5 separate regions of the Homo sapiens genome follow, and all the other regions are linked to region 4. Evidence: chromatin loops called from intact Hi-C (ENCODE). Cell type or tissue: HCT116. All regions are shown on one strand. Each heading gives the region's core, and the rest is flanking DNA. Links, peaks and the distances in the headings are about the cores only. Region 1 has its middle 76 kb from the start of RGS6. Region 2 overlaps LOC124903341 (a long non-coding RNA gene). Region 3 overlaps PCNX1 (pecanex 1). Region 4 has its middle 180 kb from the start of RGS6. Region 5 overlaps PCNX1 (pecanex 1).

Evidence for each region. Hi-C counts contacts between places; a loop is a spot of excess contacts. Peaks named below come from ENCODE experiments on the same cell type or tissue, not always from the same donor. Only the 100,000 strongest peaks of a DNase experiment are listed, where the experiment ranks them.
Region 1: it touches region 4 in a loop (2.2-fold over the local background); 19 of 110 quality-filtered maps call a loop at or near these places.
Region 2: a loop joins it to region 4, with 4 times the contacts of the local background. A loop is called at or near these places in 3 of 110 quality-filtered maps.
Region 3: it touches region 4 in a loop (7-fold over the local background); 27 of 110 quality-filtered maps call a loop at or near these places.
Region 5: a loop joins it to region 4, with 9 times the contacts of the local background. A loop is called at or near these places in 7 of 110 quality-filtered maps.

The regions. Positions count from the first base shown.
Region 1 is chr14:71,852,769-71,859,132 of GRCh38, forward strand. No RefSeq gene overlaps it. Among named protein-coding and RNA genes, the nearest start is that of RGS6, 76 kb to the right of the region's middle. RefSeq lists an enhancer at 3,494-3,563. In HCT116, for the core only: a CTCF peak has its summit at 2,840 (motif pointing left); a DNase peak (open chromatin) is centred at 2,833.
Region 2 is chr14:70,822,068-70,828,431 of GRCh38, forward strand. LOC124903341 (a long non-coding RNA gene) reads left to right here. Exons shown (of 2, transcript XR_007064246.1): 1 at 1-55; 2 at 1,753-1,917. Among named protein-coding and RNA genes, the nearest start is that of MAP3K9, 16 kb to the left of the region's middle. In HCT116, for the core only: no CTCF peak of the experiment used is centred there; no DNase peak of the experiment used is centred there; H3K4me3 peaks cover 792 bases.
Region 3 is chr14:71,100,207-71,106,570 of GRCh38, forward strand. PCNX1 (pecanex 1) reads left to right here. Exons shown (of 36, transcript NM_014982.3): 31 at 1,784-2,014; 32 at 3,189-3,463; 33 at 5,029-5,234. Among named protein-coding and RNA genes, the nearest start is that of PCNX1, 200 kb to the left of the region's middle. In HCT116, for the core only: a CTCF peak has its summit at 3,871 (motif pointing right); DNase peaks (open chromatin) are centred at 3,875 and 5,200; H3K27ac peaks cover 424 bases.
Region 4 is chr14:71,750,404-71,756,767 of GRCh38, forward strand. No RefSeq gene overlaps it. Among named protein-coding and RNA genes, the nearest start is that of RGS6, 180 kb to the right of the region's middle. RefSeq lists an enhancer at 3,592-4,506. In HCT116, for the core only: a CTCF peak has its summit at 2,841 (motif pointing left); DNase peaks (open chromatin) are centred at 2,888 and 4,258; H3K4me3 peaks cover 414 bases; H3K27ac peaks cover 1,194 bases.
Region 5 is chr14:71,047,719-71,054,082 of GRCh38, forward strand. PCNX1 (pecanex 1) reads left to right here. Exons shown (of 36, transcript NM_014982.3): 22 at 89-266; 23 at 2,934-3,042; 24 at 4,165-4,294. Among named protein-coding and RNA genes, the nearest start is that of PCNX1, 140 kb to the left of the region's middle. In HCT116, for the core only: a CTCF peak has its summit at 2,664 (motif pointing right); no DNase peak of the experiment used is centred there.

The DNA.
Region 1 (6,364 bases), core at 658-5,657, 100 kb after region 4:
GTACAGCAAGTACCGAGATGTGGAGGTGAGGAAGAACACAGTTGAAGAACTCAAGAAATTAGAGAACCTTGCTGGCAGTAAGTTGGTAACACTACTCTAGGCTAGAAGAAATTTAAGCAACATAACAGTCAAATGCAGTGACCTGATTTTGTTTAGGTCCTGTTTTGAAGAAACCAATTATAAAAAGACATTTTTGAAACAATTGATTTTTTTTTTTTTTTTTTTTTTTTTGAGACAGAGTCTTGTTCTGTCACCCAGGCTGGAGTGCAATGGCATGATCTCGGCTCACTGCAACCTCTGGCTCCCAGGTTAAAGTGATTTTCCTGCCTCGGCCTCCCAAGTAGCTGGAACTACTAGCTTCCGCCACCATACCCGGCTAATTTTTGTATTTTTAGTAGAGACGGGGTTTCACCATGTTGGCCAGGCTGGTCTCGAACCCCTGACCTCAAATGATCCACCTGCCTCGGCCTCCCAAAGTGCTGGAATTACAGGCATGAGCCACCATGCTCAGCCGAAAATTTGAATATAAAGTGAGTATTAATACCACTGATTGTGATAAAGGTTTTGTGTTTATACATAAAAAGTCTATTAGAGAGATATATGGAAGGACTTTGGGGTGAAATGGCCTGATGACAGGGATTTTAAGAAATATTCACAAAAAAAGAAGGCTGACCAAAAGGAAGACATGAAGCAACTGGAGCAAAAAGTGAATAATTGTTGAATCCAAGGATGGGTGTATTGAGTTTTTTTATATTATTCTCTTTTCTTTTGTGTACTTTTGAAAACTTTCTTAATAAAAAAGTTAAGGAAGAATGTTGGACTGCATCAAGTCTCTTGTCTCTGCTTTTATGTGAAATTCAGCTCATGATTAATCCATCCCAAGAGCTGTGTACAAAGCAATATTTTCCATCTTTGAAGACAATTTAGAAGTCCTTGACAGGAGGTCACTCTGAGCCCAGTGGATCTACGTGCATTTCCTTTTATTGGAAAGAGCGGAAGAGCAGTGGCTTCAAGGAAGTTTTACTCCATTTCTTTTTTCTTTCTTTTTTTTTTTTTTTTTTTGAGACTGAGTCTTGCTCTGTCACCAGGCTGGAGTGCAGTGGTGCTATCTTGACTCACTGTAACCTCTGCCTCCCGGGTTCAACCAATTTTCCTGCCTCAGCCTCCCGAGTAGCTGGGACTACAAGCATGCGCCACCACGCCCAGCTAATTTTTTTTGTATTTTTAGTAGAGACGGGGTATCACCATGTAGACCAGGATGGTCTGAATCTCTTGACCTCATGATCCACCAGCCTCGGCTTCCCAAAGTGCTAGGATTACAGGCGTGAGCCATTTCTTAAAGCAGATGTGTCTGAGCTGGGGGATGAGGGTCTCTCATCCCAGCCCAGACCCTCATCCAGGACCCCCGCTTCCCCCGTACTAAAGGCGCAGCTAGGACTGCAGCTTGCTGAACAGTGTACTGCAATGGACCCGAGAAGAATGCGCACCTTTGTGCTCCTGGTTTGGAATCAAGTATATGCAGTAGTGGCCTTCGATGGTGAGGATTACAGATTTTTTTCATGAGGAACACATATTATATCTCTGAAAGAATCAGTAATAAGGAAATTAGGACAATAAGGAGCAGATCATTTTGGACCCACTATTTACCAGCTCTGTAGCCTTGAGAAAGTTACGAGGTCTCTTGAGGTCTCATTTCATCATCTGTAAAATTATTTAACCTACTCGATTGGGTTGCTGTGACAAATTTAATGAGATAACATGTATAGTCTTGATCTCATCGCAAGCTATAAGAAGTGATACACAAATGTCAGTTGCATTTTTCCTGAGCTGGACTTCCTAGTATTCTCTCCTATTTCATAGGTGGCTTTTTAAGCTTATCTTACCTCTGAGCTTCACATTTGTTTGGTGCTGAATTAGAATTTCCATGTGGTGGTCCCTGAATTTTACTGCTCCCCCAGCACCCTGTCTTTTTCTCTCATGCTGAAAGTAGCCTTTTAACATTTGCCTTTTAACCTGGGTCTTCCTTCTTTTTGCCTGGAATGGTTGTTTTTTTGTTTGTTTGTTTTTGAGATGGAGTCCCACTGCAAACTCTGCCTCCCGAGTTCAAGTGATTTTCCCTCCTCAGACTCCTGAGTAGTTGGGATTACAGACGCCCACCACCAGGCCCAGCTAATTTTTGAATTTTTAGTAGAGATAGGATTTCACCATGTTGACCAGGCTGATCTTGAACTCCTGATCTCAAGTGATCTGCCCGCCTTGGTCTCCCAAAGTGCTGAGACTACAGGCATGAGCCACTACACCCAGCCTTCTGCCTGGGATGTGGATGTGATTCCCAGAAGTGCAGCTGCCATCTTGCCACCATGAGGTAACCTAAGGGTGTCAGAGCAGAAGGATAAAAGGAGCTTACGTCCTTCATGGCAGTGTGGGACTATACTAGAGCTTGACTACTCACCAAATCTCACCTTGAAAGAACACACACTTTAAAATTTAAAACTCCAATTGTCTCTAAAATAAGAAAGAAAGAAAGAAAATAGGTTCAGGTGAGGAAGTATGGCAGAATGTTGATAATGATGAATCTGGGGAATGGACATATTGGTTCACTATACTTTTCTCTTTAATTCTGTGTGTGTGTGTTTGAAATTTTTCATGACAAAAATTTAAAAGAAAATTGAACTTCACCAAATTTCTTATCTTGATTATTATGTGAAGCTCCAGGTTCTAATCAAGCTCTTCCAAGGGCAGAGGACAATGATTTTCCTGTTGGCCAACTTTTCATTGGCTGCATCCCAATACCCCAGGCTTGCCTCAATATTCCTGCTGTGCTGCTGCCCCCTGCTGGCCTCTGCCATTTTGTGTGCCTGAAGATAAGCTTCCCCCCATGTCAGAGGGCTGTGAGCTCCCTCCACTGAAGAAGGTTTTTAAAGATTAGACTCTTGATTTTAGATGATGTTTAATAAATGAATGTCCCTTCTATTCCCAAATTCTTAATGCCTGATTTTTAAAAAGCATGATGGGCATGTGGGGAGATACAAGAGACACAGAAGCCTCTGCCTTTGCGGTTCATTTTGTAGGAATGAGGATTCATAAAATGTACCACCCCCCATTCTGTCTCAACTGATGCCCCATCCCTCCTTCCATTTTCATCCTTCCAATTTCTTCATTCTCTGTTTGATGGACATGTTATAGGAAATATGTTTCAGAAATACCATCTTTTTAGTTTTTATTTAATCTTAGATTTCCTGAGTGTGATGCTGGAGAAATATTTGTAAACAAAATACCTACTTCAGATGGACCAGAAGAGAGAAAGGACTGGTACAGGTTGCTGAAGACAACCTTGACTGTGTTTTTAAGGTGTGCCCACGTCTGCTAACCCCAGGGAACTATTGAACACAACATATTTGACTGGTTTGCTGATTTCCAGAACAGCCAATAGTAGTGTAACTGAGCAGAGAAACAATGCTGTTAGAAGGGGCACGGTGAGAGTGAGATCGGCCCTTCGGTTTGCGTGGGAGCTGGGTGAAGCTGGTGACTGCTGGCTTTCCCCCGCTTCCCTGACAACCTGCATGACTCAGCAGAGGCAGCCATAATCCTGCTAGGTACACTACTCTATTGACCTTGCAACATCACCCCCATACCCCACAGCAGCCACAGCAAGACCTGCCCAAGGAGAGTCTGATCTCAGACATGCTTAGCCCTGCCCCGACCTGATGGGCCTTTCCTATGCACCCTGGTAGCTGAAGACAAAGGGCATATACTCTTGGGAGTTTTAAGGCCCCGCCCACTGCCATTTTCTCTCAATACTACCACAGCTGATGCTTTCTGGAAAGCACCACCTCCTGGCAGTAGGCCAACCAGCACAAAAATAGAACATTAAACCACCAAAGCTGACAACCTCGTAGAGTCCATTTCACCCCCTGCCACCTCCATGGGAACAGGTACTGGTATCCACACTGAGAGACCCATAGATGATTCACATCACAGGACTATGTGCAGACAATCCCCAGTACCAGCCCAGAGCCGGGTAGACTTGCTAAGTGGCTAGACCCAGAAGAGAGATAACAATCACTGCAGCTTGGCTCACAGGAAGCCACATGCATAGGAAAAGAGGAAGAGTACTACATCAAGGCAACACCCCATGGGACAAAAGAATCTGAACAACAGCCCTCAGCCCTAAACCTTCTCTCTGACAGAGCCTACCCAAATAAGAAGGAACCAGAAAACCAACTCTGGTAATATGACAAAACAAGGCTCTTTAACACCCCCCAAAAATCACTCTTGCTCACCAGCAGTGGATCCAAACCAAGAAGAAGAAATCCCTGATTTACCTGAAAAACAATTCAGGAGGTTACTTATCAAGCAATCAGGGACGCACCAGAGAAAGGCAAAGCCCAATGCAAGGAAATACAAAAAACGATGCAAGAAGTGAAGGGAGAAATATTCAAGGAAATAGATAGCATAAAGAAAATCAACCAAAACTTCAGGAAATATTGGACACACCTATAGAAATCCAAAATGCTCTGGAAAGTCTCAGCAATGGAATTGAATAAGTAGAAAAAGAAATTCAGAGCTCGAAGACAAGGTCTTGGAATTAACCCAATCCAACAAAGACAAAGAAAAACAATAAGAAAATAAGAACAAAGCCTCCAAGAAGTCTGGGATTATGTTAAGGGAACAAACCTAAGAATAATCAGTGTTCCAGAGGAAGAAGAGAAATCTAAAAGTTTTGAAAACATATTTGGGGGAGTAATCGAGGAAAACTTCCCTGGCCTTGCTAGAGACCTAGACATGCAAATAAAAGAAGCACAAAGAACAGCTGGGAAATTCATCGCAAAACGATCATCATCTAGGCATATTGTCATCAGGTTATCTAAAGTTAAGACAAAGAAAATAATTTTAAGAGCTGTGAGACAAAAACACTCAGGTAACCTATAAAGGAAACCTATCAGATTAACAGCAGATTTCCCAGCAGAAACCCTGCAAAGCTAGAAGGGATTGGGGCCCTATCTTCAGCCTCCTCAAACAAAACAATTATCAGCCAAGAATTTTGTATCCAGCAAAACTAAGCAACATATATGAAGGAAAGATGCAGTCTTTTTCAGACAAACAAATGCTGAGAGAATTCGCCACTACCAAGCCACCACTATAAGAACTGCTAAAAGGAGCTCTAAATCTTCAAACAAATCCTGGAAACACATACAAACAGAAACTCTTTAAAGCGTAAATCACACAGAACCTATAAAACAAAAATGCAAGTTAAAAAGCAAAAACAAAAAAAAAACCGAGGTATGCAAGCAACAAATAGCACAATGAATGCAATGGTACCTCACATCTCAATACTAACATTGACTGTAAATGGCCTAAATGTTCCACTTGAAAGATACAGAACTGCAGAATGGATAAGAACTCACCAACTAACTCTCTGCTGCCTGCGGGAGACTCACCTAACACATACGGACTCACATAAACTTCAAGTAAAGGGGTGGAAAAAGGTATTTCACTCAAATGGACACCAAAAGCGAGCAGGGGTAGCCATTCTTGTATCAGACAAAACAAACTCTAAAGCAACAGCAGTTAAAAGAGACAAAGAGGGACATTATATAATGGTAAATGGCCTTGTCCAACAGGAAAATATCACAATCCTAAACATATGTACACCTAACACTGGAGCTCCCAAATTTATAAAACGATTACTAATAGACCTAAGAAATGAGATAGACAGCAACACAATAATAGTGGGGGACTTCAATACTCCACTGACAGCAGTAGACAGGTTATTGAAACAGAAAGTCAACAAAGAAACAATGGTTTTAAACTATACCTTGGAACAAATAGACTTAACAGATATAAACAGAACATTTCATCCAACAACCACAGAATACACATTCTATTCAACAGTGCATGGAACTTTTTCCAAGATAGACCATATGATAGGCCATAAAATGAGTCTCAATAGATTTAAGAAAATTGAAATTATATCAAGTACTCTCTCAGACCACAGTGGAATAAAACTGGAAACCAACTCCAAAAGGAGCCTTCAAAGTCATGCAAATACATGGAAGTTAAATAACCTGTTCCTGAATGAGCATTAGGTCAAAACCAAAATCCAGATGGAAATTAAAAAATTATTCAAACTGAATGACAATAACGATACAACCTATCAAAACCTCCAGGGTATAGCAAAGGTGGTGCTAAGAGGAAAAGTTCGTAGCCCTAAATGCCTACATCAAAAAGATTGAAAGAGCACAAACTCATATTCTAAGCTCACACCTCAAGGAACTAGAGAAACAAGAGCACACCAAACCCAAACCCAGCAGACGAAAGGAAATAACCAAGAGCAGAGCAGAACTAAATGAAATTGAAACAA
Region 2 (6,364 bases), core at 440-5,439, 930 kb before region 4:
TCGCGGCTTCGGGGCCGTGGCGTCCCGCGCACAGCTTCCGCGCCTCTGCAAGGCGGTGAGTCGTTTCTTCCCGGCACAGGAGGGACAGTTTCCCCACGTGGACGCGGGGCTGGCAGCGGGAGGGGCAATAGCGCTGGCGGAGCTTAGGGTTTCGCGGGAGCAACCAGCGCGCGCCTCTCTCTCTCCCCTCCCCTCGCTCGCGCTCGCTCTCCCCCGCCCTCTGTCTCTCCCCTCTCTCTCTCTCGCTTTCCCCCCACTCTCTTGCTTTCCCCCTTCTCTCTCTCTTCCCCTCTCCTCTCGCTCGCTCCTCGTCTCCCCTGGCTCTCTCGCTCTCCCCTCTCCCCGTCTCCCCACGCTCTGTCTCGCTCTCCCCCGTCTCTCTCCCTCCCCCTCTCCTCCCGCTCTCTCTCGCTCTCCTCTCTCTTCTCCCCGACCCCCTTGCGTTCTCTCTTTTTCTCTCTTCCCTCGCTCTCCCCTCCCCTGCCCCGTCCCTCTCCTCTCCCCTCTCCCCACATCTCTCTCGTTCGCCCCTCTCTCCCCTCTTCGCCCTCTCTCTCTCCTTCCTTCTTCCCACCCTCTCTTCCTCCGTCTCTCCCTCCCCGCCTCCTTTCCTCCTTCCCTTCACCCCCACTTTCCTTCTTCCCTCCTCCTCTCCTCCTCCCCTCCTCCCCTCCTTCCTTCCTCCCCTCCTCCCTTCCTCCGCCCCCTCCTCTTACAGGGAAGGATGCCCTCGGTTTCGCTGCGCTCTCCCAGGAGCGAACTCCCGCAGCCGCTCAGGCCAGCGCCAGAGACCTTGTCCCTACCAAGGCGGGCCGCGCCCCTTGGTGGGCTGGGCTCAGGGAGCGCGCTTTGCACGCTTCAGATGTCTTTGTGGGAAGCCTGGGAGTAGCTAGGTGTGAATGTGCTGCCCTTAATTTAAGCCACCAGTTGTAAATATGTGTTCTAGTGCATATTAATAACTCTCCCTCGACCCACTCGCCTCCTGCCACTCCAGTTGCTCCAACAGGGACCCCCTCTTCCCTTCCCTCGGGCCAGCAGCTCTTCCTGTACAGGAGAAGCGATCTGGGTAGCTCAGGAGCTGCCTGTAGGTCTGCGTATGGCCTGTTTCTCTTTCTTCCCCTCTGTCCCACACTCTCCGCTCACTCCTGTCTCCCTGCTGTCACTCTGCAGCTATGACACTAGATCACTAATAAGGGTAGGTGAGAAGGAAAGGGAAGAGGAAAAGAAAATAACAGCCATTTATTCTGATAAACCCTCAACATGTGACACCTGGGTTCCTTCCAGGCATTTGCTGTGAAAATAGGTGGTCCTGGTTCTCAGTAGTCCCAAAGCCTCTAGTCCGGATGGGGGTAGAATTGCCGCAGATGCGGAATCCACTAACAGTCGAGGAAGCTTATCTTCCTGGAAGCCTTCAGCCTCCCACTCCCACCTCTGCCCCATTCTGTTTGCTTCCTCCCTGTCTCAGCTTCTGCTTCTCTCCTTTTTATAACCTGCTGCTAAGAAAAGTCTGAAAACTTGAATTATAAATACATAATATATCAAGTATTGCCTGAAATAGAGATTTGAAACCTAAAAGGGAGGAAAGAAAAGAAGCATCTTGAATTCTAGGAGAAGCAGTCCTGGGTGCCGCGTCCCCAAGGACTGGCTGCAGCTTCTCTCGGCCGCGGTTGCCTCATTTATAACATGGGGATACCCATCCATACCAACCATGGTGCAGGGGATTGCACCAGATCATTCTCACATCTCTTCCAGCTCTGAAGAAATGGAGGTGAACAGAGGAACAGCCACTCCCAGCAAGCAAGGGAAGAAGAATCTTGAAAGCCTGTGACTTCACAGAGACTTCTTGATTGATGCCCCTGAAATCAGCCTGCCAAGTGTGGCCTCTGCAGCATAAATACAAGGAGTCTGATGACACAAGACGGCGTCTGATGATAGTTCTGTCACCCTCAGCCATATTATAATTCCATGTCCTCGTAGTCACCCTGCCATAATCCCACCATTTCCTGCAAACACAGCTTCTCCTGCCTGATGAAGTCTTACCTATCCTTTAAGACCTAGCTCCGACCGGGTGCAGTGGCTCATGCCTGTAATCCCTGCACTTTGGGAGGCCGAGGCAAGTGAATCACTTGAGCCCAAGGAGTTCTGAGACCAGCATAGGCAATATGGCAAAACCCCAGCTCTACAAAAAAAAAAAAAAAAAAAATTAGTTGGGCATGGTGGTGCACGCCTGTAGTCCCAACTACTTGGGAGGCTGAGGTGGGAGGATTGCTTGAGCCCAGGAGATCAAGACTGCAGTGAGCTGAGATCATGCCACTGCACTCCAGCCTGGGTGACATAGTGAGACACCATCTCAAAAAAAAAAAAAAAAAAAAAAAAGGTCCACACTCTGGGGAGCCTTTCCTGACTATCCTGAGGATACAGGGGATGCTTCCTCTGTGGGTTCCCACAGGATCGACCCACACTTAGATCCCTCACCACTTTACTCTGCCATTTACTCCCCTCCCTTGACCATCAGTCTTTGAGGAAAGGGACTTTGCCTTCTTCATCGTTGCCTGGCACAATTCTTGCTTTTCCTACCTTGAATGAAAAGAGATGATAATCCTATGTAATGACAAATGACTTAGATTTTCTCATTTAACCCTCACACAACTCTGGGAGAATGAACACAGCTGAAGTGGCTTGTCCAGGTCATTTTGTAAGTGGTGGAGCTGTATGATCTTGCCCACTTCAGAGACCATAAGCTCTAGCTTGCAGCTGTCCCTGACTGCCTTCTGCCAGGTGATGGGAAGCTTCTCACAAAGGCAGTGTCTACCTCAGCTTCTTTCTCCTTTCTCTCCCATCAAACTCAAATGTGAGGCAGCTAAGAAAGTTGAGTCAGCTCCTGAGAAAATTCAGGTTTTAATAACCTGCCTTCCTTAGGTGCTTGTCCAACTCCTCTGGCAAGGACCCTTCTTGGAGGGCTGAGATTGTTTTCCTGGAGGCCACCAGACTTCAGGCTTCTAACCTCAGAGCCTGGGTGCTTTGTCTTACAGCATGGTCTTTCTGAGCTGCTGGAGACCTCTCAGGTGTGAACCTAGTCTAAGCCACCATATAACTGGGGTTCCAAAGGCTTATCTCTGTTGTTATGAATCATCCACTGGATACATAGAGGGATGATAACTGGTTGCGGATCATTAGGTTCCTGTCCCTAGAGTTGTGTGTCCCAAAGCAAGCCACTCAGCATTCTGGACCTCAGGTTTTTTTCTGTCTTCCTCTTTCTTTCTTTCTTTCTTTCTCTTTCTTTCTTTCTTTCTTTCTTTCTTTCTTTCTTTCTTTCTTTCTTTTTTCTTTCTCTCTTTCTCTCTCTCTTTCTTTCTCTCTTTCTTTCTTTCTTTCTTTCTCTTTCTTCCTTCCTTCCTTTCTTTCTTTCTTTCTTTCTTTCTTTCTTTCTTTCTTTCTTTCTTTCTTTCTTTCTTTCTTTCTTTCTTTCTTTCTTTCTTTCTTTCTTTCTTTCTTTCTTTCTCTGACAATTTCTCTCTGTCACCCAGGCTGGAGTGCAGTGGCATGATCACTGATCACTGCAGCCTCAATCTCCCAGGCCCAAGGTATCCTCTTGGCTTAGCCTCCCAAGTAGCTGGGACTAGAGGCATGCATCACTATGCCCAGCTTTTTTTTTTTTTTTTTTTTTTTTTAGTAGACACAAGATTTCACAAATGTTGCCCAGGCTGGTCCCAAAGTCCTGAGCTCAAGTGGTCCTCCCTCCTTGGCCTCCCAAAGTGTTGAGATTACAGGCGTGAGCTACCTCGCCCAGCCTGGACCTCAGTTTTCTCATCTGGAAAACAGAAATTCAATTTAAGAAATATCAACTAAGGGAGGCTGAGGCGGGAGAATGGCTTGAACCCTGGAGGCGGAGGTTGCAGTGAGCCAAGATCGTGCCACTGCACTCCAGCCTGGGCAATAGAGTGAGACTCCATCTCAAAAAAAAAAAAAAAGAAAAAGAAAAGAAATATCAATTAAATGCCCATCATGTACAGAGCCCAGAGCTAGGTGCTAGAGATCTAAGTGCAAAGGTAAAAAGATATAATCTACGCCCTCAATAAATGTAAAGGCAAATAGAAGAGATACAATTTTTTTTTTTTTTTTTTTTGAGACAGGGTCTTGCTCTGTCGCCAGGCTGGAGTGCAATGGCACAATCTGGGCTCACTGCAACTTCTGCCTCCCAGGTTCAAGCAATTCTCCTGCCTCAGCCTCCTGAGTAGCTGGGACTACAGATGCATGCCACCACACCCAGCTAATTTTTGTATTTTTAGTAGAGACAGGGTTTCACCATGTTGGCCAGGACGGTCTCGATCTCTTGACCTCGTGATCTGCCCGCCTCAGCCTCCCAAAGTGCTGGGATTACAGGCATGAGCCACCGTGCCCAGCCGAGATAGGAATTTTTAAAAACAGACCCACAGCAAGGTGAAATAAAGTAGATGTGAAGTAAGAATATTAATACCTGTTTTGCCTACCTCATAAGGTTGTGCCAAGAATCAAATGAGATCATGGATAACAAGTATCCTTAAAGCACTATGCAAATGTAAGCAAGTAGTAATTATTATTTGGCTTTGCGGGAGATACCAATTGGGTTGTTTGCCTGAATCTCCCCTTTTTCCCAAGAACTGCTCCTATAGCCAAATCCACATGATAACAGTGGATTGCCAAATCCACATGATAACACCTCCTCAGGTGCCATTTTGGTTGATTGAGCCAGGTGCAGACCCCAGGAATGGGAATGAAGGTGGCTCAGTCTCAGTCACTCTGGGCTCTTGAGCAGAGGAAATACAAACACTGGAGGCTTAGAAAGCTATTTTCTGACTAGGTGGACTGAAAATTTAAAAATACCAAATTGGGCCAGGCACGGTGGCCCACGCCTGTAATCCCAGCACTTTGGGAGGCTGAGGCGGGTGGATCTCCTGAGGTCAGGAGTTCAAGACCAGCCTGGACAACATGGTGAAACCCCATCTGTACTAAAAACACAAAAAATTAGCCAGGCATGGTAGCGGGCACCTGTGATTCCAGCTACTCGGGAGGCTGAGGCAGGAGAATCTCTTGAACCCTGGAAGGTGGAGGTTTCAGTGAGCTGAGATCATGCCACTACACTCCAGCCTGGGCAACAAGAGTAAAACTCCGTCTCAAAAAAAAAAAAGAAAAGAAAAAAAAAACCCAAACTGCATCCAGAGAAAGCATGTAGACGTTCAGAGAGGAATGAAAACAAGAGGCTCCCTGTCATTCAGGCCTTGGTTCCCATCTGTCCCTGCCTGCTGTAAACAATATCCCACCAAGGGCCAGCTTTTGCTAAAGATAGCTCTGGTGGGCTTCAATCACCATTAAACAGTTCCTAAACTAATTCTGCTAAGGCTAATGTAGAGCAGAAGACTCCCTTGGCCCATGTAACAGCTGTGTCATCATTCATTTACTCATCCCATCAGTCAATGAATATCATTGAATGCCAGCTGTTTACAAGCTTGTAAGAAGAGGAAGAAAAAACATTGGCTGCAGTCTTTAAAATATAAACCAGCCACTGGATGTCAGCCTTCTGGCCAACTGGCTCTCAATGCTCCTGAAATTTCCCAGTTGTGCCCTGGGAGCATTTTGGAGGTATCTGACATAGCTGCCACTCACAGCTCTTTCTGAGAAGTTCTAGAGCCTTGGACACCATGGTGTTTTCCCATCAGCCTTCCTCCTCTGGTAACAGCCGCTAAACCCCACTCACACACACACTTTCGGGGAGCTGCCTCACCTGCTTCCATGTTCTTCTGGTGAGACTTTAATCACATGACCCCTCCCCTGAGCATAGACAGGGTGGACTTAGGGCCTAAACTGAGCAACAGAATCACTTTCTGGGGACTTTGAACTTTGAGCTGAGACACAAATGCAGAGGGCAGTTGGAGCCGGGCCATGCCACCGCAGCACCACATAGAAAAGCTTCAGCCCTGCTGAGATCACGGTGCCTGGTCCCTGGGTTCAGTTATTCCTTTAAATCTGTAGCCACCCCGGATTTTCATCTCTTACAAAATAAATATCTTTTGAACCAAATTAGCCAATCAAGTATTTGTAACCAAAGAGTTCGGGCACATCTGCTCTCTGCTTTTTCAGATAAAAGCTCATGGATGAGTGAAGAAAAAGAAGAAAAGGATAAAATAGAGAAGTTGTGTTGTGTCCCCTGCTCAAGCCTGCAGCACAGCCTAGCTCCTAGTTTAAGACCCTTTAATGAATCTATATTTACCATCAGGTTTTTATTTATGGAAATCTACACAAGGCATTTGGATGAAGGCTGATGCTTATTTCAGGAAAGCAAGTCTGTGGTTTCAACAAAACCTCTGTTAGCTCCCTCCACACCTGT
Region 3 (6,364 bases), core at 814-5,813, 650 kb before region 4:
TAAGTGTGTTTTTGTGGTAGCAGGTATTATTTTTTTGTTTCCATGTTTAGAACTCCCTTAAGGATCTCTTATAAGGCTGGTTAAGTGGTAACAAACTTCCTTAGCACTTGCTTGTCTGGAAAAGATTTTATTTCTCTTTCACTTATGAAGCTTAGTTTGGCAGGATATGAAATTCTTGGTTGGAATTTCTTTAAGAATGCTGAAAACAGGCCCCAATCCCTTCTGGCTTATAAAGTTTCTTCTGAGAAGTTTACTATTAACCTGATGGGGTTCCCTTTTTATGTGATCTGACCTTTTTCTCTAGCTGCCTTTAAGAATTTTTCTTTAGTGTTGACCTTGGACACCCTGGTGACTGTATGCCTGGTGATGTTCATTTTGTATAGTATCTCACAGCTGTTCTCAGATTTCTTGTATCTGGATGTCCACCTTTCTAGCAAGATTAGGGAAATGCTCTTGAGTTATTCCCTCAAATATGTTTTTCAGGTTGTTTACTTTTCCACCTCCTCTCTCAGGAATGTCATTAATTGGTAAGTTTGGTTGCTTTACATAATCCCGTATTCCTCAAAGACTCTCTTCATTTCTTTTATTCTTTTTTCTTTATTTTGTCTGACTGAGTTATTCCAGAATACCAGTCTTCGAGGTCCAAAATCTTCTGCCTGGCATTTACTAACTTCCTACACTTAGGAAGCAATTAAGCCTCTTTAAGCTTCAGTTTTTAAACATGGAAAATGCAGGTATTATCAACTCAACCTACTTGACAAGATTGTTGTAAAATTCCAGTGAAATAATGTAGAACATTTTACATTATGAAGCATTATTTATGTATACAGTATTATCTCACATATCTCAACCCCCCAGCTAACAGGCTCTATCCTTAAGGATATTCCTTCTTACTCTCCCTCTTCTCCTTTCACATAGCACAAATTCTGGTCAGTTGACTTGAGTGCAAATGGATTACTTTACTGGGATACAGAAATTTGTCAGCCTCCCAACTATAAATATGAAAGCAGCCTATCATATTTACATTTCTTTAATATACCATTTCAAAACTGCAGATTTGTGTTACAGTTATTTCAGTATATGTCCTGTCCCTGTTAATGTGTAGGTTTGTAATAGGGAGATACATTTCATATCTTCTTTGTTTTATCCATGCTGCCTGCCAGACAGTCTTGTACATGGTAGATACTGAATAACTATCAAATGAATAAGTAGTTATTAAGACCAAGATACTTTTCAGAGAAAACTTTACCAACTTCTCTAGGACTAGGACCCCAAATCTGTGCTCAGAGCTGCTAGCTTTGAGCTGTATCTTAACTAGGTGAGAGGCAGGATAAAGTGATATATTAGAACCCATTTTAGAGATACGACTTTATGTGAAAAGTATCTAGTTAAGAAGAAACACAATATAGAGACCTTTTATGTAGTTTTAGCCTTCCTTACCTAATAGTGACGTAATCCTTCAACAGAAAAAAAAACATGAATAAAGATATGAAAAACCAACTTGAAAGAGAAAAACAAAACACATAAAAACCAGAAATGATGTTTATTCATCTAGAACTTAGAGGAGAGGGTTGGATTGAGGAATTTACAAAAATAGTATAGCAGTAATGAGCTACTTCCTAACCCAGTTATGACTGAGAATCTATAATTTATCTCTAATAATATTAACATGTGTTGAAATATTCATAATAAACCAGTTTTTAAGAACTTTCACTTAGTAACTGTAGAAGTTATCAGTTCTTTTATTTTCCTTTAAAAATTTATATATTATTTTTGTATTTAGGATCATTTTACTTCTCCAGATGAATATGATGACCCTACTGTGCTCTATGAAGCCATAGTATCTCATGAGAAGAACCTCGTAATAGCCCATGAAGGGGACCCTGCATGGCGGAGTGCAGTACTTGCCAACTCTCCCTCCTTGCTTGCTCTGCGGCATGTCATGGATGATGGCACCAATGAATATAAAATCATCATGCTCAACAGACGCTACCTGAGCTTCAGGGTCATTAAAGTAAGTGTTTGAGGTATTTATTTGGTCCAAAACATAGAAGTTGAATAACTTGATCTAAAATTTTTTTTTTTTGAGACAGAGTCTCACTTTGGGCCCAGGCTGGAATACAGTGGCATGATCATGGGCTTACTGCAGGCTCTCGACCTCCCTTTGCTCCACCTCAGCCTATCGAGAAGCTGGGACTACAGACATGCACCACCATGTCCGGCTAATTTTTGTGTTTTTTGTAGAGACAGGGTTTTGCAATGTTGCCCAGGCTGGTCTCACACTCCTGGCCTCAAGTGATCCACCTGACTCAGCCTCCCAAAGCTGTACAATTACAGGTGTGAGCCACCACGCCCAGCCTTGATGTAAACTTTTAAAAAGTAATTGAAAGTTTTTTCACAGAAAAAAAATGTGATGACCATATTACATTTGTCTTTCTTGTTTATGAGCACTTAATTTTACTTATTTTTTTTTAGTACTTTATTCTGTCCTCTGAAAGTTTCTCATGTGCCATAAAGCCTTAAAATTTTTGGTTATTTCAGTTTTGACAGTCTTTTATCCATTAAATGGCAGGTCTTATATATTTTATATATGCAATTTGGGCAGCATCTCTTTTTAAAAAGTCAGCACCATATTGCTAATATAATATGATTCTTAGGTTGCAAAATGATAGCATACCATGTACTTAATAAAGATCAGAAGTTAAATAGTTCATTCTAACTTTTGCTTGTTTGTTTTTTTAAACATCTCAGTGCTTTAAGAGGCTTAATTTCTGAAATTTTATTCTGATAGTTTATAGTTATTTTTTAAATTCACATTAATCGACCCACAAATGTCATAAACATTCTTTCAACCGTAAATATTTATCTCTCATTTCTATAAAAGATGTCTATAGTCTTATTTATCAGTGCTTTGCCAAGTTAAAAAACTAAATTGACTTTATTTTACTTGATACTTTAAATACAGAGCATGAAGAAAGAGCTGTGTAGATACTTATTATTTAGCAACCTGCTAATGACAAAGGGAAATTGGCTACCTCCTATTTAAATGTGACCTACTTATATTTGTTCCCCGCTTTTCACAACTGGTTATCATAATATCTTTTGTATTCCTCCCATTTCTGCTCTTCTGTTTCTGTGAATTTTATTCTTGGCCCCTTAACCTAATTCCCTTGTGTTCTGGTTTTCAGGTGAATAAGGAATGTGTCCGAGGTCTTTGGGCAGGGCAACAGCAGGAGCTTGTTTTTCTACGTAACCGTAACCCAGAGAGAGGTAGCATCCAAAATGCAAAGCAAGCCCTGAGAAACATGATAAACTCATCTTGTGATCAACCTATTGGCTACCCAATCTTTGTCTCACCCCTGACAACTTCTTACTCTGACAGCCACGAACAGCTTAAAGACATTCTTGGGGGTCCTATCAGCTTGGGAAATATCAGGAACTTCATAGTGTCAACCTGGCACAGGTGAGCCAAGGGATTGTATTATTCAGTGCTGGTGTATTCCTGACCCTCTTAATCTAGGCAGTGTGCATCACCTGGGAAGCTTGTAGAAAAAATTACAGGTGCCATGGTACAATATGAACCCATTATTTCTGAACTTCAAGAAGTAGAATCTGAGCATTCTTATCTTCAAAATCTTATTAGATAAATCTGATGTATAACTGGTTAAGAACCATTGCTCCATTACTTGGTAGAATCTTGGAAAATTCCCTTTATTTGTTTAATTTTTTTAACTTTCTGTTGTATATTACCACTATTAGAATATTTGAATATTTGTTCTGTACAAACGGGAAGTTAAGAGAAAAACATAACATGCAAGTTGATTACTTTGTCTAGTTTACCATTCTGTTCCAACACTAGGGGGAGCACTCTGTACACATTGAAACTTGATGGCAATGCAGAGATACTACTGCCTTTTTAACAATACATTCTCACTCAGATCTGAAATCTACAGTGTTTTCAAATATTCACATGATTTTTTTTCTCTGTCTTTTGTCTAGTAAATTATGTCTGGTGTAGGAACATCATAGTTTGGATGATGAAGAAATATTGCAGAACATAAGGGTTGTTCAGATTCTTAAATATAGCTTAAGAAAACCAAATCTGGCAATTAAAGCAGCAAACTCTCAAATGTTCAATCTCCGCCCAAACAGAAGGCACAATATAAGTCAGGGGAGTGTTCAAAGAAATTTTCTTTCCAAAAAAGATCTAATATGCTGGAATTACCGTAAAGAGATTCTTTCCCCCTAAGAAAAATGGCATAGAGTGCCCAATTGTCCTCGTTTGCTTAGTCACTCTCCATTTTTTAAAAATAGGAAAAATGATTTCAGCACCTCTCTTCAAGTACACTATATTAACAGTATAAATAAATTAGGTTTTCAGGGGTTACATACTTCAGAGTCACTGAACAGACATTGGCACTGGTAAGAATTCTGTTTCCAGGCCCGGCGCTGTGGCTCACACTGGGTAATCCCAGCACTTTGGGAAGCTGAGGTGGGCAGATCATAAGGTCAAGAGATTGAGACCATCCTGGCTAACATGATGAAACCCCATCTCTACTAAAAATACAAAATTAGCTGGACATGGTAGTGGGCGCCTGTAGTCCCAGCTACTCAGGAGGCTGAGGCAGGAAAATCGTTTGAACTTGGAGGTGGAGGTTGCAGTGAGCCGAGATTGTGCCACTGCACTCCAGCCTGGTGACAGCGAGACTCCGTCTCAAAAAAAAAAAAATTCCATTTCCAGCTGTGATCTTAATGGTACAACTGAGTTATATACAGTTCTTTATTATGGTGCAGGACAGATAATAGAGCATATGAAAGATTTGAGGCAGTGAATATGACGGGTATAGTTCTTAAGCCACTCTTTGAAAACGTAATGAGTTTTTTTGTTCCTAATATTGATTGCACCATAAAGACTTTAAAAGGTGAACATTAGTAGCATTTGCAGTTCAGAATAGCTGGAAAAAGAATAAAATACCCATTTTGAAGTGATCTTGGAATAATGCTTCCTACTCTGGTATTTGTTCCTAGGCTTAGGAAAGGTTGCGGAGCTGGATGTAACAGTGGTGGCAATATTGAAGATTCTGATACTGGAGGTGGGACTTCCTGCACTGGTAACAATGCAACAACTGCCAACAATCCCCACAGCAACGTGACCCAGGGAAGCATTGGAAATCCTGGGCAGGGATCAGGAACTGGACTCCACCCACCTGTCACATCTTATCCTCCAACACTAGGTAATGTGAAACAAAGTTATATGTCTAATGTTAGCTTCTTAGCCATAGAGGCTGGTTAGTATATGTGTATAAAGAGGATTACATGTGGTCCACTTGGAAATTCAGAAATAGAATTTTTTTTTTTTTTTGAGATGGAGTCTTGCTCTGGCTGGAGTGCAGTGTCACAGTCTCGGCTCACTGCAAGCTCCGCCTCCCGGGTTCATGCCATTCTTCTGCCTCAGCCTCCTGAGTAGCTGGGACTAAGGCCCCTGCCACCACGCCCGGCTATTTTTTTGCATTTTTAGTAGAGACAGGGTTTCACCATGTTAGCCAGGATGTTCTCCATCTCCTGACCTCATGATCTGCCCGTCTCGGCCTCCCAAAGTGCTGGGATTACAGGCGTGAGCCACCACACCCAGCCCAGAAATATAATTTTTTTTATTCCAAGTTGTACATTATTCCATTTGTTCATATTATTTTATATATATAAATATATATTTTATATATTTGTATATATACTTTTAAAACTTGATAATTCAACATAAACATTTTAATATATTAAGGATTCTTTGAAAATATAATTTTTATTTTTTTTATTATTTTTAATTTTTTGAGACAGAGTCTCACTCTGTTGCTCAGGCTGGAGTGCAGTGGTGCCATCTCGGCTCACTGCAAGCTCTGCCTCCTGGGTTCACACCATTCTCCTACCTCAGCCTCCCGAGTAGCTGGGACTACAGGTGCATGCCACTGCGCCCAACTAATTTTTTTTTTGTATTTTTCGTAGAGACGAGGTTTCAACCATGTTAGCCAGAATGGTCTCGATCTCCTGACCTTGTGATCCGCCCACCTTGGCCTCCCAAAGTGCTGAGATTACAGGCGTGAGCCACCACGCCCAGCTGAAAATATAATTTTTAAAGGCTAACAATATTTAACTATTATAATTAACTTCTCCCCTGTTGGACAATTACTTGGTTTTTCTTCTAACAATGTTGTAATAGTCTTTGTATATAAGTCTTTATAATCATTTATTATTTTCATAGGTTAGAGACTTTAAAAATGAAATCACTAGGCCAAAGCCTATGAGAATAAGACTCTTGATATATAATGCCAAAAATCTTTCCAGAAAGGTTTTTTTTTTTTTTTAAACCAGT
Region 4 (6,364 bases), core at 549-5,548:
GATAGGGGCCAAGCATAGTTCTTTCCTCAAAGGCAGGGAGAGCATAATTGTCAACTCTCCTTTGAGGCAATAGGAAATACTTGCAATCATTCCAAGTAGGCAGCAAAGTACACAAAAGCATTGAGTTTTCAGTATTGTGACCACCTGAATATTCGTATCCTGCCCATATTGCACTCTGCAGTAAGGCAGCTCCAAGAGTTGCAAGGTTCTGTTACACTAAACCAAAATCTGCCTCCATCTAATTTCCACCAGATAGTAACAAAAGGTACACTTTCTGAAGCACTTCCCATGCTTCTGGCACTTTCCTGAGCACTTCGCGGCTGTCATCCTGTCCTTGAGTGGCTCTGGGAGCTCAATTGTCCCATTATCCCTTGGTTGAGGAAGCTGCAGCTCAGAAGGGCTAAGGAGATTGCTCACCCACTTGGTTGGATTCGAACACAGGTCTGTTGGATTCCAATGCCCTGGGCCAATGCAGCTCCCAGCCTATAGGGTCTGATTCCCTTCCCCTTTCCTGAGGCTGCCCTTCCCTGTTTGGAGGTGGCTGCCTTATCCTGTCCCTCTCCCAGCCTCTTCTCCTGGACCAAGCATCTTGGGCTTCCCACTGCTGCTCCCTGCCTTGGTCTCAGTCTCCCACCCTCCTGGGCTCCTTTCAAAGACAGGCAGAAATGAGCACGGCATTCCGGCACTGGTACTGGCCCTCCAACTCTGGATCCAATATCCTTAGGATGCATGCAGCCTATGATTACCCCATTTTTTTGGCGTCCTGTCTCACATAAGCTCAGAGGCGATCCCAACACCTAAGGTGTTTTCACCTGTGGTGTTTTGGGGTTATTTCTTCTCCATTCAAAATGGAAAGGGAAGAAGACATGTATCTCAGTTAAATCTCATCTTACAGATCTGACCAACTGTTTCAGTCTGTTGAGTAGTTTGAACAATGCTGATGCTGTCATTTATCACAAAGTGTGCTGTTGGACCTAAATGTGAGTCATACGCCTCTGAGAGGACCCTGATAACAACACTGACTGGCTGAGGTCAGGCTCTGTGGTCACCACCATCCAGGATGCATCATTTTATATATTTTGAGACAGGGTCTCACTGTCACCCAGGCTGGAGTGCAGTGGTGCTAATCTTGGCTCACTGCAGCCTTGACCTCCTGGGCTGAAGCGATCCTCCCACCTCAGCCTCCTGAGTAGCTGGGAGGTGCTAACCACCACAACTGGCTAAGGTAGAGATGGGGTTTTGCCATGTTGCCCAGGCTGGTCTAGAACTCTTGAGCTCAAGCAATCCACCCACCTCGGCCTTCCAAAATGTTGGGATTATGGGCATGACCTGGCCTCGATGCATCATTTTAAACAAGCCTCCTTGGCCAGGTGTGGTAGTTCATGCCTGTAATCCCAACACTTTGGGAGGCTGAGGAGGGTGGATTGCTTGAAGCCAGGAGTTCAAGACCAGCCTGGACAACAAAGTGAGACCCCAGTCTCTATGGGATGGGGTGAGGTGGGGGATTGGGGGGAAGAAACAACAACTAGCAAGGTGTAGTGGCTCACACCGATAGTCCCATAGTCCCAGCTACTTGGGAGGCTGAAGGGGGAGGATCCCTTAAGCCCAGGAGGTCAAAGCTGCAGTGAGCTGTGATTGCAGCACTGTGCTAGCCTGGGCAACACAGAGAGACCCCATCTCTTGAAAACAAAACAGAACAGGCCTCCTTGAGAAGTGTCATTCCACCTGTTATGAATCCAGGCTTAATCCAAAGCCCCTACTCTCACTTCTTCCAGGTTCCCTCCTGGCCCCGCTGCCCCTCCCTGATCCTTCAGCCCCAGGCATCCTGTAGTATCCGAGTGAGATAAAGGCAGACTTTGGCTCCTCTGATAAACTTCAGCAGTGTGGATCTCTCCGCCCCACGTCATGAGTGATCAACGTTCTTCTGTGGAGACTCCTGGCGTCCAGCTGAAAGTCGTGCGGCTGAGACCTCCGCGGTGCCACAGAGAAAATAGGTGTGGGGGCTGCACGGGGCCTTGAAAACTACCCAGATACCCCCGTGGAGAACGCTGGTGGGAGACTGGGCGTTCCTCAAAGTCCCGAGTGGCACAGCTGTTAGTGCTCATCTCCAGAAACCCACAGCACCTGCCCCCACGAAATCTGTGGAGAACACGAGCAGGCGGTGCAAATAATTCTGACTCCTCGGCGGAAGAACAGGAATAAGAAGGCCCGGCCTGGCCGTGGGTTGCTGGGTGAAAAGCAGCATTGCATTCGAAATGTTAGTTCATTGCAATAAATGGGTTCAGCTCCTCTTTGGAAATATTACTATAGCACAAAGTACTTTATGAAAGCCTTTTTAAAAATCAGATATTATCAGATAGTTGGTTAAAGAGCTGATTAGCTTATCAAAATGTCTGCCTATAGACGAGGAACTTGGGGCGCTCAGCACAGAGACCCCCATACCTTTTCCTGTGTGCCCACAGAGTAAGCGTTCTGAGGGCCGAGGGGAAGAGGCGACATGCAAGTTCCCACGGAGAGGAAGAATTGTTAATGGCAAAAGAATCCCAATGGAAGGTAAATTCCCTCTGATATTACACCGTGAGTCTCTGAGAAGCAACACCAGGCTTTAATAGACAAACGCGGTATTTCCTCCTGATTATTTAATTGGCACGGGAGAGCCACGCAGGTTACGAATTTGTAAGAAAACCCCAGCGGGCCCTGTTTCTGATCCCTTGGGAGGCATTCATTTAAGAAAACTTGTATTTTCTGTGTGCCCCAACTTGCACGGGGGGCGCCAACAAGCTCTGGGAACAGATGGGATTTCAGAAGCCGGGCCTCAGCGCCAACCGCGGGCTGCTGGCTCCCTCTGCTGTCCGAGTCCTCACTTGCGTTCAAGTGAAAGAGCGCGTTTCCCTCCTGATTCTGTGCCAGGAGAAATCCTGAAGGCAAGAAGACTGGGCTCAGAGCCAGGGGCCCTCCCGGGATTTGATAGCTCCTATTTTGATTTGAGCAGGACCTGCAGCCTTGTCAGTGTCTGAGCTCATGGGTAAGGTTGGGAGTAACCATTCACTGGCCAAGTGGTACCCCCCACCCCTGGGGAGGAGGAGAACAATTTCTTTCAAGGACTTTTCTGGGTACCCGGCGTGGGGAGTAAAGAGGGAGTCTCTGGAAGCAAAAGGAATCCTGAGAGGCCTGGGCAAATGACACTGGCTTTGCTTGAACCTGGAAGGCCAGATGGAGGAAAAAGAACTTCTGTTGCTGGGCGCGGTGCCTCATGCCTGTAATCCCAGCACTTTGGAGGCCGAGGCGGGTGAATCACTTGAGGTCAGGAGTTCAAGACCAGCCTGGCCAACATGGCGAAACTCTCTCTCTACTAAAATACAAAAATTAGCCTGGCGTGGTGGTGGGCGCCTGTAATCCTAGCTACCCGGGAGGTTGAGGCAGGAGAATTGTTTGAACCCAGAAGGTGGAGGTTGCAGTGAGCCAAGATTGCGCCACTGCACTCTAGCCTGGATGACAAAGTGAGACTCCGTCTCAAAAAAAAAAAAAAAAAAAACTATATATATATATATATATATATATATATATATATATATATATATATGTATATTCTGTTGATGGTTCGCATTGTTTTCTGCCCAGAATCCCCACTGTCCTCTCCTCAGGCTGATGGCAAAACTTCTCCCACCCAGATGACCTCCCTCCACCAACACCTGAGAGGCCCTCAGGCGATCTGATGCGAGGCCAGGCCGCTGGGGGCCTCCGGCAGGGACAGTCCGCAGAAGGAGGAAGGCAGATGGCAGAAGCGGCAGTGCTGTCCGGTAGGGAAGGCCCCGACGTCCGCCCTTCCCCAGACCGTGGGCTCCCCTCGCTTCCAGGGGTGGAGGAGAGAAGAGCTGGAGAAACGTGCCACGACTCAAACAAATTTACTTCCGTGGTGGATTCTGATTTTTTTGAACAAAATGAGGTGAGAAATGTCACATTTCTTTCTTCCTGCTTCAAGTCAAATCTAATCTGGCGAGGCTGGAATACAATTCTTTTCATGACAGAGGCTCTCTTCTTCCCTCTCGGGGTCCTATCGGGGTCCTATCAAGGTCCCGGGGTGCGGGCAGGAGAGGCCTCTGGTTTCTGGTTGCCACTGGCTGGTTTACAGACCCCTCGTCCTCACCCCCCTGGTCCTCAATGCCCTCCTGTTGAGCCAGGGCGTGGAGGTCACTGCACAGGCTGGGCCCGCCTCCCCTGCTGAGTTCAAGCGGTTATTCCCCTGAGGCCCTGCCGCATCGCTGGGACTGCTCAGAAGCTGGAGACACCAGTCACCTTTCTGAGCGTGGGAAGCTCTCACATTCCATTCTAGTCTTCCTGCCTCCTGAGCCCAGCCCTAGGCAGGCTCATCCCAGAGAAATGGGCCCTCACAGTGCCACCCTTAAACCTGGACAAGAGGGGCACCGTGTCCCTCTTATGGGACCTGCATATCCCCAGGGGGCACAATGTGTGAAAGAATGCCTAGCGCTTCTGTCACTGAGATGTGGCCCCTAGAGCTGGCACAGGGTCACCTGTAACCCTAAACAGATGCTGTCCTCAGGAACACTGTTCAGGCCTCAGAGAAATTGCCTTTTCGTCCCCACCCCCCTTTTTTGAGAGAAAGGGTCTCACTCTGTTACCCCGGCTGGAGTGCAGTGGCACAATCACGATTCCCTGCAGCCTCGACTTCCTGGGCTCAATCGATCCTCCTGCCTCAGCCCCACAAGTAGCTGGGACTACAGGCGCGTGCTACCACACCCGGCTACTTTTTGTATTTTTAGTAGAAATGGGGTTTCATCATGTTGGCCAAGCTGGTATTGAACTCCTGGTCTTAAGAGATCCGACTGCCTTGGCCTCCCAAAGTGCCGGGATTACAGGCATGGGCCACAAAGCCTGGCCTGAAATTGCCTTTCTTATCTTTCACCCTGTGTCTTCCAAACAGAAGGTGGCTGTGACAGAGTGGCTTGAAAGTTTAGAGGCTCCCAGAGCGGCTTGAAAGTTTAGAGGCTCTTCTGCTCAGAAACGTGGAAAGGATTTAAATATTAGAAGTGCCTAGGGCGGAGGGAAGACAGATTAATTCACTTGTCAAATACTTTCTTCCAGCATCAAAGCTCAACAAAGTGTTGCTTCTCAATAGTACTGAGTCCTTTCTCTTGCTTCTCTTTGTGTTCTAATTCATGGTTTCAGTTCTTTGATATTCACAACAGGTACGCATGGTGGCTGAAGGGTGCTTTGTGATATTAAACAATACGTATTCCTCTTAAATGTGTGTATGTAAAGGCTAGAGGTAACATGTTTGAAGCGAAATGTCGATTCTTTATATTGTTAACTCTATAGAAAATGACCAGTAGAATTTAAATAGTGCTATTTTTATAAAAATGTTTAAGATTTAATCTAAATTCAAAATATCAAATAAAAATTTCAGCTTTTAAAAAAGCTTGATTTACTTTGTTGTTTAAATTTTGTCTTTTATTTTCATTAAAAAATCTTTTGATTTTTTTTATTTTAAATAATAGAGGCAGGGTCTCACCATGTTGTCTAGGCTGGTCTTGAACTCCTGGACTCAAGTGATCCTCCCACCTTGGCCTCCCAAAGTGCTGGGAGTACAGATATGAGCCACGTTGCCAGGTCTGTCTTTTAATTTAAAATGTGTGGCTGGGCACAGTGACTCACACCTATAATCCCAGCACTTTGGGAGGCCCAAGTGGGTGGATCATTTGAGATCAGGAGTTCGAGACCAGCCTGGCCAACATGGTGAAACCTCATGTCTACTAAAAATACAAAAATTAGCTGGGTATGGTGGCGCATGCCTGTAATCTCAGCTCCTTTGAAGACTGAGTTGGGAGAATCGCTTTAACCCGGGAGGTGGAGGTTGCAGTGAGCCAAGATCACGCCACTGTACTCCAGCCTGGGTGAGAGAGCAAGACTCCATCTAAAAAAAAATAAAATAAAATGTGTGACTACTTGAGAGAAAAAATTTTTTGAAAACATAATTTTAATATTTTAATTTTTACATTTATGGCAATTCATGTTTTTGATTAGTACATTTTAAAATTGTATTCATTCAGAATACAGTTGCATTGAATTTTTTTAGGTCCTGGATAATATGTGAATAAGTCAAAATAATAAAAATAGAAAATATGGCAGTGGAGCTCTGAAAATAAAAAAGATTGAAAAGAGAAAAGAAAGAAAATCTTCAGAGAAATGGACTGCATGCTTTTTTTTTTTTTTTTTTTTTTTTTTTTAGGCGGAGTCTCGCTTTGTCACCCAGGCTGGAGTGCAGTGGCGCGATCTCAGCTCACTGCAACCTTCACTTCCCAGGTTCAAGAGATTCTCCTGCCTTAGCCTCCCAAGTAGCTGGGAT
Region 5 (6,364 bases), core at 679-5,678, 700 kb before region 4:
GTAAAGTAAATGGTGAATTTTATTTTAAGTTACTGTCTCTTCTAATGTTTTCAGTCATGAGTTGATTTGTGTTTTCTTTGTGCCACAGATTAGGTGCTTTAATGATCACTGTTGCTGGTTTGAAGTTGCTACGATCCTCTTTTAGCAGCCCTACATATCAGTATGTTACAGTCATCTTTACTGTGCTGTTTTTCAAATTTGACTATGAAGCTTTTTCAGAGACCATGCTGTTGGATCTCTTCTTTATGTCCATACTCTTCAACAAGGTAATTTATCACTGAAAGGAATATCCTTATCTATAAAAACTATCTCCCTGGGTTATATGCTAGTCAGAATTTTTCTTATATTTCATGTGATTTATTATTGTTTAAGTAATAACTCTCTTCAACCAGTTATTTAGGAGCACATTAGAATCCCTAAACAAAGATAGTCACTGTGATTTATAAAAGATATATTTCTTGCTATAGCTAAGAAGATAAAGTTACATAAAACAATTAGAGAAACATTAATAAGTATATTTTAAAATATATAGAATCTCTCAAAAGGTATATAGTTTTGAATAATTTTAGAAACAGAAGTGGTAATAATTGAATTGGGCTCTGGCATAGCCCAATGAAGCAGGTAGAGGCTGAGGAGACTGAGGCTAGGTGGGAGCAGTCAGAAATTAGCTTGATGTGATATTTGCAGAATACTCTGAACTTTATAGGCTTCTGCTAAAATTCATTATCCACCCATAAGATAGATGTTCTAGGCCTTTTACAAATAAGATGGTAAAACCTTGGTCCTCTGCCTCCTAACCCAAGAATCTTTTTGCTGAATCACACTACCTTTCTCAGTGAAATAGGCTGTACAGTCAGATTATTTGTCAGTGAAATAGTAATTCAATTTCATGTTAACACTGACCACATACAAAGGACTTTGACATACATTATCCCATTTGATAGGTAACAGAGAGCTGAAGCAAATGAACAGCTACAAAACACAATGAAATTCCAGTTTTAGGGAAGTTAGCCTGGTCAGCCACATTTGGCTTCATTTGGGGAAGAGAGAACCTAAAGGTACAGAGAACAGCTTAAGCGATAATGACAGTAATTCAGATGTGATAGTAGTCTGATCTAGGATGGGGAACAGTAAAAATGGAAAGCCGTTAATTTGAGCAAAGTTTCATTGATAGTCAATTTCAGTATTGTGATAAATAGCTTCTAAAATATTTCAATATTATATCTGTTCAGTCACTAATTTGTATTTTTATCATTTATTTCCTCTTCTAGTGAGTATGGTTATTAACCAAAGGAGGAAGCCAGAAAATTAATCAGAGAATTGTATAAAGAAGCATGTGGTTTCCCACAAACTCAAATATTTAGATTGAAAATTGTATTTCATCTTATACTGGTTGGAAAAAAGTGAAAGTTGCAGTAAAATATAAAGTAAATAATCTTTGAAATGTAGTTGCTACACTTAACTCTGCATTAGTTTGGATTTTCTTAATACTTTTTATTTGTTAAATATATTTTTTAAAACAAAAAACTGTTTTAGAACTGTTCTAGATGCTTAGGCTACACCAATGAACAAAATAGAGAAAGCTTTCCCCTTGAGTTTGTATTTAAATTGGTCAGTAGATAGAATTTAACAATGATAATCAGTAATATTCAAGGGATTTCTTCAGATACATTTTTTACATTAAGATATCATTGTAAGGTACATCATGGATTTAATAACCTTTTAAGAAAAATTAAATGTATACAGAAATCCCTTTGCCTACCATCCTTTACATATTGTTACATATTGTTCTTTTCTTTAATATTATAGTCAAAATTGGAATACAGTTTGTTTCACAGACTCTGAAGAGCTTTCTGAGTCATTGCTTTTAAGTCATTATAATGGCATCGTGATGATATACATGCTGCTTTTACTTACCATGATCCTGATTATATTAGTGCCGAGGATTGCATAATTTTCAGTCATGGCAAAAATAATTTTGAGTCATGGCAAAAATACTGCAGTTCATCTACATTTTTTAATTGGTTGGAGTTGTGATTTCTTTTTTAAATTGGAAGTTAAGTTCGTTTGTAAATCAGTTAAAGTATTTTAAAGGATGAGGTGATTGTTGCTTAATCATGCAGAGGCAATCTTGGACAAGTACAGCAACTCTGTTTCAGCATTGAAGAACTGTTCAACTGTGGCATATTCAACCTTAAATGAAATTAAAATGTGTATCCTGTTTCCACTGACAACAATTAAGGTTATGAACAGATGCCTGGTATACACAACTAAATTTCTATGGAAACAGGCAGTGACAACTGTATTACAAATGCTGTTTTTCACATTCCTTTTGACATTACATTTAAAACATAGTTTCCAAAGCACTAAAGTTTGGGGAAAATGTGTCTTAGAATAAAATAAATATATGTATTACTTAAGCTTTGCAGACATCTTGATTTTTTTTCTTTTTTTTTATTTATTATTATTATACTTTAAGTTTTAGGGTACATGTGCACAATGTGCAGGTTAGTTACATATGTATACATGTGCCATGCTGGTGCGCTGCACCCACTAACTCATCATCTAGCATTAGGTATATCTCCCAATGTTTTTTTCAAGAACAGTTATTTGGCTGCTTTCTACCTTACTTTGTTTTGCTTGTAGTAGCATAATATGGCCAGTAGAAGGCATAGAATTTTTTTTAAACAGATGAAACATAAATCCATATATAGCTACCTATCTTTACTTATAAAGTATCTTTACTCAGAAATAAGTGCAGTGTTTAGGCAGTTGATATATCTTTTCCTGTTATGTAAATGGCAAATAATTTCAATGCCATTTCCCTATTAGGAGAACTTCTCCTAATACATTTTACAGGGTTTTTATTTTCTAATTCAAATATCTGATAAGTTTTTTTTTTTTTACTGACAGCCATTCTTTTCCTCCTGCAGCTTTGGGAACTACTTTATAAATTGCAGTTTGTGTATACCTATATTGCCCCATGGCAGATCACATGGGGTTCTGCTTTCCATGCTTTTGCTCAGCCTTTTGCAGTGCCTCGTATCCTTCTAATTAAAGTTTTATAAGAATGGACAGTCATATCCTAGATAAGAATGTTGGTTTATAGGCATGACCTTTCATGGTGTAAGTTTACTGTGTAATGAATTATCAAAAATTCATAATCTTGGCCGGGTGCAGTGGCTCACGCCTGTAATCCCAGCACTCTGGGAGGCCGAGGCGGGCGGATCACCTGAGATTGGGAGTTTGAGACCAGCCTGACCAACATGGATAAACCCCATCTCCACTGAAAATACTAAATGAGCCGGGTGTGGTGGCACATGCCTGTAATCCCAGCTACCCGGGAGGCTGAGGCAGGAGAATCTCTTGAATCCAGGAGGTAGAGGTTGCAGTGAGCCGAGATTGCGCCATTGCACTCCAGCCTGGGCAACGAGAGCAAAACTCTGTCTCAAAAAAAAAAAAAAAAAAAAAAAAAAAAAATCATAACCTTTTATATCCACACCTATATTGTTGATTGTTTAACTTGTATTAACATCTGTGGCCCACAGATCATCTGAACATAAGAAAACTATACAGGTTTTGTAAGAAAGTAATGCTGATTTAAAATCTTACATTTGCATATGTGAATATTAAAGTCCAGGAATCTTTAATACATACAAGAAATGTTTAGCATTATTTTTTAATAAATGAAGGTACAAAACATTTTTTCATAATATGATTATGAAATTGATAGAATTAAACTTCTGTAAAAAATTTTCTACTCCCACGATTTCTTAGAAGTATTTTCTAAATAATAGTAAGGGTTAGTAACCACATTGATATGGAAAGACAGACTTATGGTATCTGCAAGTTTTAGTTTTACCCTTGTGGAAAATTGAACTCTAACATCTCTTCCCAAGATTAATATATGAATTTTACCAAATACATATTAGCAAATACTGATTTGGCTCCTTTGAAAGCAGCATACCAGGTTGTACTTTATGTATGTCTTTCTGTTGGTGACCCCTTAATGACTGCCCAGTGATATACCTTCTTTTGTATTCTTCTGGTGAACCTCAGTTCTCTAATTGAGGTAATCTAAATGTGTCTGCTAGGTTTTTGCGAGGGTTTGTTTGGCATCTGTGCTCAGATGAATGTCAGTGTCCTTAACTAGTTTTCCCATAGATTCAGCCATGCTGTTTATTCAGGCTGCTGTCTCGGCCTTCTTCTCTACTCCACTGAACCCCTTTCTGGGAAGTGCAATATTCATCACTTCATATGTCCGACCTGTGAAATTCTGGGAGAGAGACTATAAGTGAGTAAAGTAAAACACTTGAAAAACAATTTTTATCTTTCCTACTGGGAAAAACTATTGACAGCATTATTATTAGAATTTATGGTTCATAATTTATTGTGTTGAAATATTTATTTTTGCTAAAACTTAATAAATAGTCTTAAAATTTGAAAAGTATATAAAAGAAGAGGCCAGAGGAAATTACTTTTTATTTTTCTTTCTTTCCTTTTTTTTTTTTCATACAGGGTCTCATTCTGTTGCCCAGGCTGGAGTGCAGTGGTGCGTCTCTGCTCACTGCAACCTCCACCTCCTGGGGGGCTCAAGTGATCCTCCTGCCTCAGCCTCCTGAATAGCGAGGACTACAGGCTTGAGCCACCACGTCGGTTAATTTTGGTATTTTTTGTAGAGATGGAGTTTGACTGTGTTGCCTATACTGCTCTCAAACTCTTGAGCTCAAGTGACCCACCCGCCTCAGCCTCCCAAAGTGTTAGGATCACAGGCATGAGCCACTGTGCTCAGCCATTTTTTCCTACTTAAAAGATATTTTTAAACATTGTTCTGATTGAATATGTTCATGTTTATATTTTTTCTTTCAGTAATATTGAATTATTTCACATTAATAATACTCTGCAACTTTATGCTATATAATATCGTTATAACAGTCATAATGAGTTATAGTTTTCTTAGAAATACCTGGCTATTTCTAAAGCTAAATTTTTATAGGTTATTTCTGCTATTTTGAGAAGATAAGTTTGTAATGACCATCTTTGTGCATGAAGTATTTTCTCCATTTAGGCTTAGTTCCTTGGGCTAGCTACTTAATCTGAAGCTTAGTAACTATCCTTGTATGTAATCTCTCCAAATTTCATTTTGTTTCAGAAAGCGTTCCTAAAAGGGAACGCTTTTAGGAGTTATGAGTTATGGAGCATAAACATTTTTAAGGCTTTTAATATAAACACATTGGTTTAGAAAGAGCTTGTACTAATTTATAATTCTACTGACCATCTCCATGACTGCCTTTCTCTCTATACTTTCACAAATTGGCATATTTAATAGGTGAAAATTGTAATCTCACCTTTTAAACAGTGGGCTAGTTTGTAGGTTTGAAACTTTTACTCTGGTCCTTTATCTAAAACCACACATGATATTTCCCATTTTGGTGAATTTTGGTGTTATTAATTATTATTCCTCTGGACCAATTAGCCCAAAGTAATGTTCAGTGGCTGCAGTTCTTAACTTTTTGGATTTAGAACCCCTTTATACTCTTTTTTTTTCTTTTCTTTTCTTTTTCTTTTTTTGAGACAGAGTTTTGCCCTTGTCATCCAGGCTGGAGTGCAATGACACAATCTCGACTCACTGCAACCTCCGCCTCCCGGAGTGCAATGGCGCCATCTTGATTCACTGCAACCTCCGCCTCCCAGGTTCAAGCAATTCTCCTGCCTCAGCCTCCCGAGTAGCTGGGATTACAGGCGCCCACCAGCACACCTGGCTATTTTTTGTATTTTTAGTTGAGATGGGGTTTCACCATGTTGACCAGGCTGGTCTTGAACTTCTGAGCTCAGGTGATCCACCCGCTTCGGCCTCCCAAAGTGCTGGGATTACAGGCGTGAGCCACTGTGCCCGGCCTTATGGTCTTAAAAATTATTGGAAACACCAGAGTTTTAAAAATATGGATTTTATCTACTAATATTTACTAGAGTGGAAAGAAAAACTCAAAAATTTCAAATGTTTACTTATTAACTAATTTAAAAATAACAATGTCGTATCTATTGTATATTAGCATAAATAACATTTTAAAGTTAAGAATAACTATATTTCCACTCCCCCAAAAAATTAGTGAGAAGAGTGGCATTGTTATATAGTTTTGCAAATCTCTTAATGTCTGGGTTATTAAAAGACAGCTGGATTCTTGTATCTACCTGTACATTCAGTCAGGTGCAGTATATTGTTTTGATTGAAGTAGCTGAAAAAAAAAATTCACCTTCACTCACCATGTTGGCCAGGCTGGTCTCAAACTCCTGATCTGAAGTGATTTGCCTGCCTTGGCCTCTCAAAGTGCTGGGATTACAGGCATGAGCCACCTTGCCCAGG